Linked DNA regions of Homo sapiens: region 2 is linked to region 1. Evidence: chromatin loops called from intact Hi-C (ENCODE). Cell type or tissue: CD4-positive, alpha-beta T cell. All regions are shown on one strand. Each heading gives the region's core, and the rest is flanking DNA. Links, peaks and the distances in the headings are about the cores only.

Region 1 (5,381 bases), core at 321-5,320:
CCTTTTAACAAGAGCCCAGGGTAATGCATGCATGCATGCACATAAGTGTGTGGTCATTCATTCGCCAAAAGGTGCAAGGTATAGGGTGGATGGGAGGCGCTGTTTCAGAATCTAAGGGGCAGGATGGTGTGAGGCCCCCACAGGAAGCCGCTGTCAGGCAAGGGCAGATGTGAGAAATATAGACTAGTTGCAGAACCTTGAGGCTTATCACGGTCATGGCCACTCTTCAGATTACCTCTGAATCTGAGAACCGGTGAGGGGGCAGACTGCTCACGAGCCCTCGGGTCTGCTCTCTGATGATCCACAGTAATGGCGTTTTGACTTTGCACAGGGACTCCCAGCCAGAGACTGCATTCCCAGTCTCCCTTGCTGCATGGGGTGGTCTTGGGCCCCAGTTCCTCTACATTCCTTGCTCAAACAGAAGTTTGTAGCTGGCCAACTAGCTTCCTTCTCCTCCTTGCTGTTGTGACTCAATTATGCAGTCACAAGGGAAGGGGTCTGGGGTCCTGCATGGCTGTGTGGAGCCGAGCCTCCTTGCTAGCCTGTACACTCCACACTGTTGTGTTCAGTAGACAAGACACAATCTTCTGTCTTAAGCCTCTGTATTTTGGAGGTATTTTTAAATTTTTTAATTTTGATAAAGTTTCAAACATAGGAAAATTATAGAAATAGTAAAACAAAGTATTCCCATGTACCTTTCACCCAGATTCCCCCATTTTACTATATTTGTTTCAGCTTTGTCTCTCTCCTTCAAGTATATATATTATTTTCCGAACCAGTTGAGGGTAAGATACAGACATGTTGCCTCTTTTCCATTAAATGCTTCAATGTGTATTGCCTAAAAACAAGAATATTATCCTAAATCTATCAACTGTAGTAAAATGATGAAATTCAGGAAATTAATATTGATATAATTACCTAATCTACAAACCATACTGAGATTTTTGTCAGTTGTTTCAGTGATGTCCTCTGTAGCAAAAGAAAGTCCAGGATCACAGGTCCATTCAGTAGTCACATCTCTGTCATCTCCCTGAATCCAAAACCATTCCTGAGTTTTGCTTTGTGACAGTAACATTTCATGGCATTGATATCTTTTTAATATTTCAGGCCTGTTATGTTACAGACTCCTCTCCACCTCCACCCCGCACACTGCTGGGGTTTGGCTAGCTTATCTGCTGTTTCCTCCTGATTCAATTCAGGTGATAAACCATTAACTGGACCATCACAGTGGTGATGCTGTGTCCTTCTTGGTGTGTCATATCAGGATCATGTGCTTTGATTTGTCTTCTGGTTCTTGATTGTCATGGGGTGTCCTCTGGTTATTGATTGCCATGGGATGATGATCATTTGACCAAGATGGTGTCTGCCAGGTTTCTCCAGCCTAAAGTCGCTATTCTGCCCTTTGGAATCAGTGAGTGTGTTTTGCAGGAGGATGTCGGAGGTCATCAGAGCAGGGTGTCTGTGGTCACTAGTGTATGTGCTCAGTTAGCACTGGAGAAAACTCAGCAGCAAACCCAGGCTCTTTCGCTTATCAGGAGCTGTTGAGCATATATATTCACATCCTTCCCTGATATTTTGAATAGATGGGAAATGTTTACTAGTTCCCCTGAATCCACATTAAACCGTAATATTAATTTTTTAAAAAACAGCCCAGAAGAGAACCTGGATGGTGCATTTCCATTTTACTGAAGAGTCTACTGTAAGAAATAGTTCATGGCCGAGAGGACAGTGGGCTGCTCTATTCACTCTCGGTTTCCATGACAGATGACCCAGCTCAGGGTGGTTGAACCAGACGGCTCCACCCAGCCTTCCCCTTGTCTTCTCAGGCTGGATCCCACCGCTCTTGCACTTCCCCAGGATAATTGATTTAAGTAACCTGGAGAGACTCACCCTCCTCATGGAGGTATGTGCGTCCCGGCCCCTGCCTTGCTCTAGGATGCAACAGGCACTAAGTTCAATGAGGAAGAGGATGGCAACCCTGTCAGAGCAGGTGTCATGGACCCATGCAGCTCCCCCATCCTCTCCTTTGCCCAGCTCCATCCATCTCTGCTATTTTCCAGCTCGCCTCTGCTCCTGCTGGCCCCTGGCTTTGAGCAACTCCCTGCCCCACCCTTCAGCGCCTACCAGGAGGCCACCACCAGGCCACCTAGGGCCAATATGCCCTAAGGGGAGAGTCTTGGATCACCCAGGTGCTTCCTGCCTCTTTCCTCTCCTGTACAGTGGTGGTAACAACCTTCATCACAAGGATGTCCTGCCAGGTCTTTGAGTTGCTTACAGAGCCTTGGATCAGCCTCTTACACTGTGCCCATGAGAAGGGGGCTGGATGAGCAAGGACAGTGTCTGCCTCATTCCAGCTGGGAATGAATCCCCTCTGTACAAAGAGACAAAGATCCCTGCTTCAAGGGTCTGGGGACCACTGGCAAATGACAGGCCAGACCCAGGAAAGGGAAGGAGGAAAGATGGAAAGAGGTGGATGCGGCAAGGAGAGGGACCTGCTGGGCCATGGCGGGGGTGGACCTGGCCACACCAGCACTGTGTCAGGCTCTCAGCTGGTGCCAGGCAGTCTCTAAATAAGAGAGTGGGTAAACGGAATGAATTCTAGCAGGGAAGGAGGTAGAATATTTTCTCCAACATATGTCGTGAATATGCAATGTGACAAGAATTCCTCACTCCGTTTATGTCAGAAAATGTATATGGACATCTCCCTTTATAACTAATATGGAGCAATGCAGAGAGACCTACTGCTCTCCCTGATGGGTACTGCTCATTCCAGCAACTGGTGACAGAAAGGGTACCAGAGCTGGTAAAAGTGGTCCCAGCATTGTTAGGACACCGCTTAGCAGGCCACTCTTACACAGACATGGCCAAAGGTGCCAATTCCCTAACTATTAGTCTACGTAGACTATCCCAAATGAAGCCTCTTCTCAAAATTCTGCAGAAAGAGGTCACATCACCTAGGGATTTCTTGAAATGTAAACTGAATTTTTCACCCAGCACTTTGCACTGAGCACTTTACCAACAACACGCCTGGACCTCATCATTTCACCCACAAACTCTGGCAGGGAAGAAGTGGTCAGTCACTCTGGACACAGGCTCTGGACAGCAGGCAAGACCCAAGGCCTCAAGCAGAAGCCTCTCCTCCCTCCAAAGCCACCCTAGAGGGAAACATTGATGCTCCACCTGCCAACCTCCATCCCCTCCAGGGCAAAAGACCAGTCCGGTGAGCTACTCCCCCTGCTGGTGATGTTTGTGTGCCGCTGTAGCAATGCAGAGCATGTCAGCCTGGAGGGAGACCTCGGCCACGCCAGCCCTCACAGCACAATATGTCCAGGTTCAGGAGCTGGCTATTACTCTGCTCCACGCCCCGCTGGCTCGGCAGTACAGAGACACATTTGCCCTCCAGAGCGCAGTCTCATCTGAGACCCGCCCCTCATAACCCAGAAGCCCAGGGAGTCTGCAGAGATCCATGAGTCCAGGAGCCTGCTGAGAGCCAGCCTCCGAAAAAGTTCAATGTTCACTGAATTGCGGCCCCTGCGTGGCCTCGGCCCCTCCCAAGCTCACAGCTTCCAAGATTACAGCTCTCCCCTGCTTCCAAGATGTAAGAGTACTGGGCTCCTGGAAGACTCAATTTCTGAGCGCGTCTGCCCCAGCTAAACTCTGCACACATCCCAGGAGCATTGTGTGCCCCTGAGCAGTCCTCGCTGGTTTTCACTAAGGGCCAGCTCTCATGTATTTGTGGGAAAGAAGGACAGGCCGAGTCAATGCAGTTCAACCTCTGCCACAAGCATTAGTTGAGCGCCTACTGTGTGCAAGACAGTGAGCTGGGGCTGAGGATCGAGCAGTGGACTGGGTTCTGACCTCAGGAAGCCCATAGTCTGCTGGGGCATCTCCCAACCTTGCCGGACATTAGACATTCTCCCTCTTCATGTGTACCCCTGACAGGAGTGCTGCAGAGCCCCAGAGACAAAGCCACAGAAGGGAGTAGGGAAGAGTCTGGAAGATGCCTAAGGCATTGGGTGAGGGACAGCCCACAGCTCATGTAAACACAAGCTCACAAAGCCTGGAATGTGACCTCGTCGGGTCTCATAGGGAATGCAAGAGTGAGGAAGGCTGGTCTTGCCTGCAGACTCCAAAAACCACAAGGGGGCGGGGGACAGATGCAGTCCTGGAGCAGCTTCTCAGACTGATGCCTGGTAGAGCCCCACTCCAGGGCAGAAGGGATGAAGCCAAAGAGTGTTTCATTTTTAAATAGATCTGGAAAATGCTGGATTGAAAGATGTCTAATTCATTACCGAAGGACTTACCAAGGCTTCCATTATATCCAAGTATGCCTTGAATCTCCAAGAGCGAGGTTTGGGCATGCCACAGATATCAAACATTTGACCACAAAACTCTTTGTTGGGGACCATAAAAGGAGGATGCTATGGAACACAGTTGGGGACACAGCTCTCAAGTAGCTCCCAGCCCTAGCACTGCATCGGGGTTCGGTTCACATAGAGCAGTTGTTCTCAAAATATGGTCCCCTCACCTGGGAGCTCCCTAGAAATGCACATTCTTAGCCCCACTCGACCACCTGAACCCTGGGACCCAGCGATCTGTATTACAGCAAACTCTGCAGGCTCTAGTCGGAGGCCCACTGCAGTGGGGTAACAGGACACTAGCTATGACACCTGAACCCTGCCCCACTTCACCCTGGGTGCAATTCTATTCTTTCATGACCCAACGCCACTGCTGCCTGAGCAGTGAAGCTTCTCTGCCTGACGCCCCCTCCTTCCACACTCCAGCAGGAAGACTGCCTCTCCCAGTTTCCAAGACTCTCACATATACCTATTATCATCCTGTTGCCACACTTTTATGATTTGGTGATTGTCTGCCTTCTGTCATAGAGCAGGGTGGGGTCCTCAATCCTTGACTCTGAACACTGTCACGCACATGGAGCATCGGGGCCGCCATGCCGGGCTTGGAAGCAGTCTCCATGTCTCTTGGCAAGCGTGGGACAGTGGAAGGATGACATTAGCATAGGCATCCCCCAGAATGAGAACAGAGAGCAGAGCTCAACCGGGGGGTGTGGGACCCAGAGAAGGAAGAGGTGAATTCCAAGTGGGCAGCCTGGAGGAGGATGTAGGGAGAAGGTGTACAGGCAGGGTCTCGAAGGAGGAAGAAGAGCTTAAGGAACAAATGTGAACCAGCAAGCATGCACCCACGCTGCCATGTGCTGGGCCTGCTGCACAACTGACCAGGGCCCTATAGGGGACAGACACACAGGGCCAGACGGGAGACCTATAGGGTGCCATGGAGGCAAAGAAACAAGGCCACCCAGGATGGCTCCCAGAGAAAGGACCTCATAACTGTGATTGGAGAAGGAGAGAGTTCTCCAAAAA
Region 2 (5,381 bases), core at 311-5,310, 1.2 Mb before region 1:
TGCAGCGTAACCAGTGTGCTTATTGTAAAGAAATAGGACAGCGGAAGAACAAATGCCCTCAGCTCAAAAGAAAACAAGGTGACTCAGAGCAGGAGGGCCCGGAGAAGGAGGAAGGGGCCCTGCTCAACCTGGCAGAAGGGTTATTGGCCTGAGGGAGACCGGGCTCAAGTGTCCCCAAAGAGCCTCTGGTCAGAATGACAGTCGGGGGTAGAGACATTGATTTTCTTGTAGATAGTGGTGCTGAACATTCGCTAGTAACCGCCCCGGTCGCCCCCTTATCCGAAACAACTATTGACGTCATCGGAGCCACGGGGGTTTCAGCAAAGCAGGCTTTCTGCTTGCCTCGGACTTGCACTGTAGGAGGACATAAAGTCATTCATCAGTTTTGGTACATGCCTGACTGTCCCTTGCCCTTTTTGGGAAGGGACTTGCTCAGCAAGCTGAGAGCCACTATCTCTTTGACAGAGCATGGCTCTTTGCTGCTAAAGTTACCCGGAACAGGAGTCATTATGACCCTTATGGTCCCCCGAGAGGAGGAATGGAGACTTTTCTTAACTGAGCTGGGCCAAGAGAGAAGACCAGCTCTGGCTAAGCGGTGGCCAAGAGTACGGGTGGAAGACAACCCTCCGGGATTGGCCAGTTAAGACTGGGGCCCAGCCGGTTAGGCAAAAACAGGCCCTGGTCCCCAGAGAAGCTCTTCAAGGTATCCAGGTCCATCTCAAGCACCTAAGAACTTTTGGAATTATTGTTCCTTGTCAGTCTCCATGGAACACTCCCCTCCTGCCTGTTCCCAAGCCACGGACCAAGGACTACCGGCCGGTACAGGATTTGCACTTGCTTAATCAAGCTACACTGACTTTACGTCCAACAGTACCTAACCCATCCACATTGTTGGGGTTGCTGCCAGCTGAGGACAGCTGGTTCACCTGCTTGGACCTGAAAGATGCTTTCTTTCCTATCAGATTAGCCCCTGAGAGGCAGAAGCTGTTTGCCTTTCAGTGGGAAGATCCGGAGTCAGGTGTCACTACTCAGTACACTTGGACTGGACTTCCCCAAGGGTTCAAGAACTCCCCACCATCTTCAGGGAGGCATTGGCTTGAGACCTCCAGAGTTTCCCACCAGAGACCTAGGCTGTGTGTTGCTCCAGTAGGTTAAGACACCCCACGGCGGTCGGGTGCGCCAAGGGAACAGATGCCCTACACAGGCACCTGGAGGACTATGGGTATTAGGTGTCCAAGAAGAAAGCTCAGATCTGCGGACGGCAGGTACCTTACTTGGGATTTACTATCCGAGAGGGGTCGGAATGCAGCCCTGGATCAGAAAGAAAGCAGGTCATTTGCAACCTACCAGAGCCTCAGGGCAGAAGGCAAGTGAGAGAATTCTTAGGAGCTGTGGGGTTTTGTAGACTGTGGATCCCAAACTTTGCAGTATTAGCCAAGCCTTTGTATGAGGTCACAAAGGGGGCAGGGACTGGGAACTTTTGGAATGGGGATCCCAACAACAGGAAGTCTTTCATGAGTTAAAGGAAAACCTTCTGGCAGCCCCAGCCTTGGGGCTACCCGATCTGACAAAGCCTCTTCCATTGTATGTGTCAGAGAGAGAAAAGATGGCAGCTGGACTTTTAACCCAAACTGTGGGGCCCTGGCTGAGGCCAGTGGCCTACCTCTCTAAACAACTAGATGGGGTTTCTAAAGGATGGTCCCCCTGTTTGAGGGCCTTGGCAGCAACTGCCCTGCTAGTACAAGAAGCTAATAAGCTGACTCTTGGGCAAAACCTGAACATAAAGGCCCCCCATGCTGTGGTGACTTTAATGAATACTAAAGGACATCATTCGCTAACGAATGCCAGACTCATCAAGCACCAAACTTTGCTCTGTGAAAATCCCTATATAACTATTGAAGTTTGTAACACCCTACACCCTGCCACCTTGCTCCCGGTACCAGAGAGCCCTGTCCAGCCTGATTGTGTAGAAGTGTTGGACTCAGTTGACTCTAGCACACCTGACCTCCGGGACCAGCCTTGCACATCAGTAGACTGGGAACTATATGTGGATGGGAGCAGCTTCTTCAACCCCCAAGGAGAGAGAGATGCAGGGTATGCAGTGGTAACCCTGGACACTGTTGTTGAAGCCAGATTGTTGCCCCAGGCCACTTCAGCCCAGAAAGCGGAACTCATTGCTTTCACTCGGGCCTTAGAACTCAGTGAAGGTGAGACTGTAAACATTTACACTGATTCTTGGTATGTCTTTTAACCCTTCAAGTGCATGGAGCATGATAGAAAGAAAAGGGCCTATTGAACTCTGGGGGAAAAGACAGAAAATATCAACAAGAAATCTTGCAATTATTAAAAGCAGTATGGAAACCCCACAAGGTGGCAGTCATGCATTGCAGAGGACACCAGCGAGCTTCCACCTTGCTGGGTTTGGGGAATTCCCTCGCTGACTCAGAGGCTCGAAGAAGCAGCATTTGCCCCCTTCTGGGCATCAGTGCTCCCTCAAGCACCTGATCTTGGACCTACTTCTTCTAAAGAAGAAAAGGACTTTCTCCAGGTAGAGGGAAGGACAAGTGATGGAGGGAGGATGGATTCAGTTACCAGATGTGAGAATAGCTGTGCCACAGTTGCTAGGAGCTGCAGTTGTACTGGCTGTGCAAGAAACCACCCATGTAGGTCAGGAGTCACTGGAAAAGTTGTTAGGCCGGTATTTCTACATCTCACATTTGTCAGCCCTTGCCAAAATGCTGAGGCAGCGGTGAGTTACCTGCCGAGAGCATAATGCGAGGCAAGGTCCAGCCGTTCCGCCCGGCATACAAGCTTATGGAGCAGTCCCCTTTGAAGATCTCCAGGTAGACTTCACAGAGATGCCAAAGTGTGGAGGTACCAAGTATTTACTAGTTCTTGGGCGTACCTACTCTGGGTGGGTGGAGGCCTATCAAACACAAACTGAGAAAGCTGGTGAAGTAAACCCTGTGCTCCTTCGAGATCTGATTCCTAGATTTCGACTGTCCTTACGGATCAGCTCAGATAACAAGCCTGCGTTTTTGGCTGCCTTGGTACAGAAGACGGCAAAGGTATTGGGGATCACACGGAAACTGCGTGCCGCCTCCCAGCCTCAGAGTTCCAGAAAGGTGGAGCGGATGAATCGGAGTATCAAAAATAGTACTATTGTCTTCCCCGCTGGATATTTAAAACAACACCACAAGGGGCGTCAAACCACCTGCTAAATTTGAGGGAATGTTATCCTCTCCCCCGCTCCCCTGGCCCCGGATATTAGAGACAATAACACAGGGGTCATGTACACCCACTGCTTTATTGGGAGTAATATCATCCTCTCCCTTCTTGGATATTAGGAACAATATCACACTGTGCATGTACGCCTGTCGCGAAATTCAATGGAATGTCATCCTGTGCCTCCCTGGATATGACAAACAATATCACGGGGGATGTACAACTTCTGAGATATTGGGAGTGATATCATCCTCTCCCCTCTGGAAGTTAGAGACAATATCACAGGGGTAGTGTACACCCTCTGGGATGTTGGGACTAATATCATCCTCCCACCCACTGGATATTAAAAACCATATCACAAGGGGTGTGTACACACACTTCGATATTGGTATTAATACCATCCTCTCCCTCTTTGGATATTCGATGCCATATTTCAGGTGGGGTATACACCACCTGCAATATTGGAAGTAATATGATTTTCTCCCGCCCGGATATCAGAAACAATATCACAGGGGGGTGTCAACAACCCCTGTGATATTTGGAGGAATATCATCGTCTCCCCTCATGAATATTAAGAACAATATCATAGGGGTGGGTGGTGTACACCCCCTTTCATATTTGATATCATCCTCTTCCCCCCTGGATATTAGGAACCATATCAGGATGTACAGACCCTGTGACCTTTGCTGTCATATAATTGTCTCTCCCCTAGATATTAGGAAAAATGTCACTGGGGATGTGAACAGCCTTGCAATATTGGGAGTAATATCATCCTCTCTCCCCTTGCATATTGGGAACAACATCACAGGTGGGGTGTACTGCCTCTGCGATATTGGGAGTAAAATTTTCCTCTCTTCCCCTGGACATTAGGAAGGGTATCAGAGGGGGAGGGTGTACATTCCCTGCCATATTCAAAGTAACCTTATCCTCTCCCTCCCAGGGTATTCAGAACAATAGGACAGGAGGGGTGTACACCCCCTGCGATATTGAGAGTCATATCATCCTCTTTCGCTCTGGATATTAGGAACAATGTCACAGGGTTGTGTACACCCCCTGCGGTACTGGGAGTAATATCATCCTCTCTTCCTGTGGATATTAGGAAGAGTATCACAGGGCTGTGTAAACCCCCTGCGGTACTGGGAGTAATATCATCCTCTCTCCCTCTGGATATTAGGATGATTTTCACAGGGGTGTGTACACCCCCTGCGATATTGGGAGTAATATCATCCTCTCCACCCAGGAAATGACTAACAAGGTCATGGGGGAGTGTACTTCCCCTGCGATATTGGGAGTAATGTCATCCTCCCCAAACCTGGATGTTTGCAACAAGATCACAGAGTGGGTGTACACACCCTGCGACATTGGAAGTAATATGATCCTCTCCCCAACTGGGTATTGGGAAAGATATCACAGCGCGGGTATACATTTCCTATGCTGTTGGGAGTAATATCATTCTTTCCCTTTCTGGATATGAGGAAGAATATCACAGGGGTGCTGTACAATTACTTCGATATTGGGAGTAATATCATCCTCTACTTTCCTGGATATTGGGCACAAAAACACAGAAGGGTGTACGACCCCTGCGATATTGGGAGTAATAGCATACTCTCTTTCCCTGGATGTTAGAAAACAATATCATCAGGGCTGAACACCCCCCGCGATAATGGGAGTCATATTTATTCTTTCACAGGCCATTTGGACCAATATCACAGGGGGTGTTTACAAACAGGGGTAGTGTACACCCCCTGTGATATTGGGAGTAACATCATTCTCTCCACCTCCAGATATTAAGAACAATATCCCCGCGGGAGGCGGTACACCCCCAGTGATATTGGGCATAATGTCATCCTCTCCTTCCCTGGATATTAGGAACAATATCACAGGGTGTACACCCACTGTATTATTAGGAATGATATCTCTGTAGGATATTACAATTAGTATCACAGGGTGTGCAGCCACTGTGATATTAGGAGCAACATCTTTCTACGATATTACAGACAATATCACAGGGTGTACGCCCACTCTGATGTCAGGAGCAATGTCTCCCTAGGATATCCAAAATCATACCACAGGGTGTACAATCTCTGCCTTCCAGGTTCTAAGGGATTCTCCTGCTTCGGCCTCCTGAGCAGCTAGGGTTACCCGCCACCACGCCT

What was found. Hi-C counts contacts between places; a loop is a spot of excess contacts. Peaks named below come from ENCODE experiments on the same cell type or tissue, not always from the same donor. Only the 100,000 strongest peaks of a DNase experiment are listed, where the experiment ranks them.
Region 2: it touches region 1 in a loop (8-fold over the local background); 21 of 110 quality-filtered maps call a loop at or near these places.

Annotation. Positions count from the first base shown.
Region 1 is chr9:89,591,880-89,597,260 of GRCh38, reverse strand. No RefSeq gene overlaps it. Among named protein-coding and RNA genes, the nearest start is that of GADD45G, 10 kb to the left of the region's middle. In CD4-positive, alpha-beta T cell, for the core only: CTCF peaks have their summits at 3,016 and 3,216 (motif pointing left); a DNase peak (open chromatin) is centred at 3,230; H3K27me3 peaks cover 496 bases.
Region 2 is chr9:90,752,987-90,758,367 of GRCh38, reverse strand. No RefSeq gene overlaps it. Among named protein-coding and RNA genes, the nearest start is that of SYK, 46 kb to the left of the region's middle. RefSeq lists an enhancer at 2,099-2,158. In CD4-positive, alpha-beta T cell, for the core only: no CTCF peak of the experiment used is centred there; a DNase peak (open chromatin) is centred at 2,437.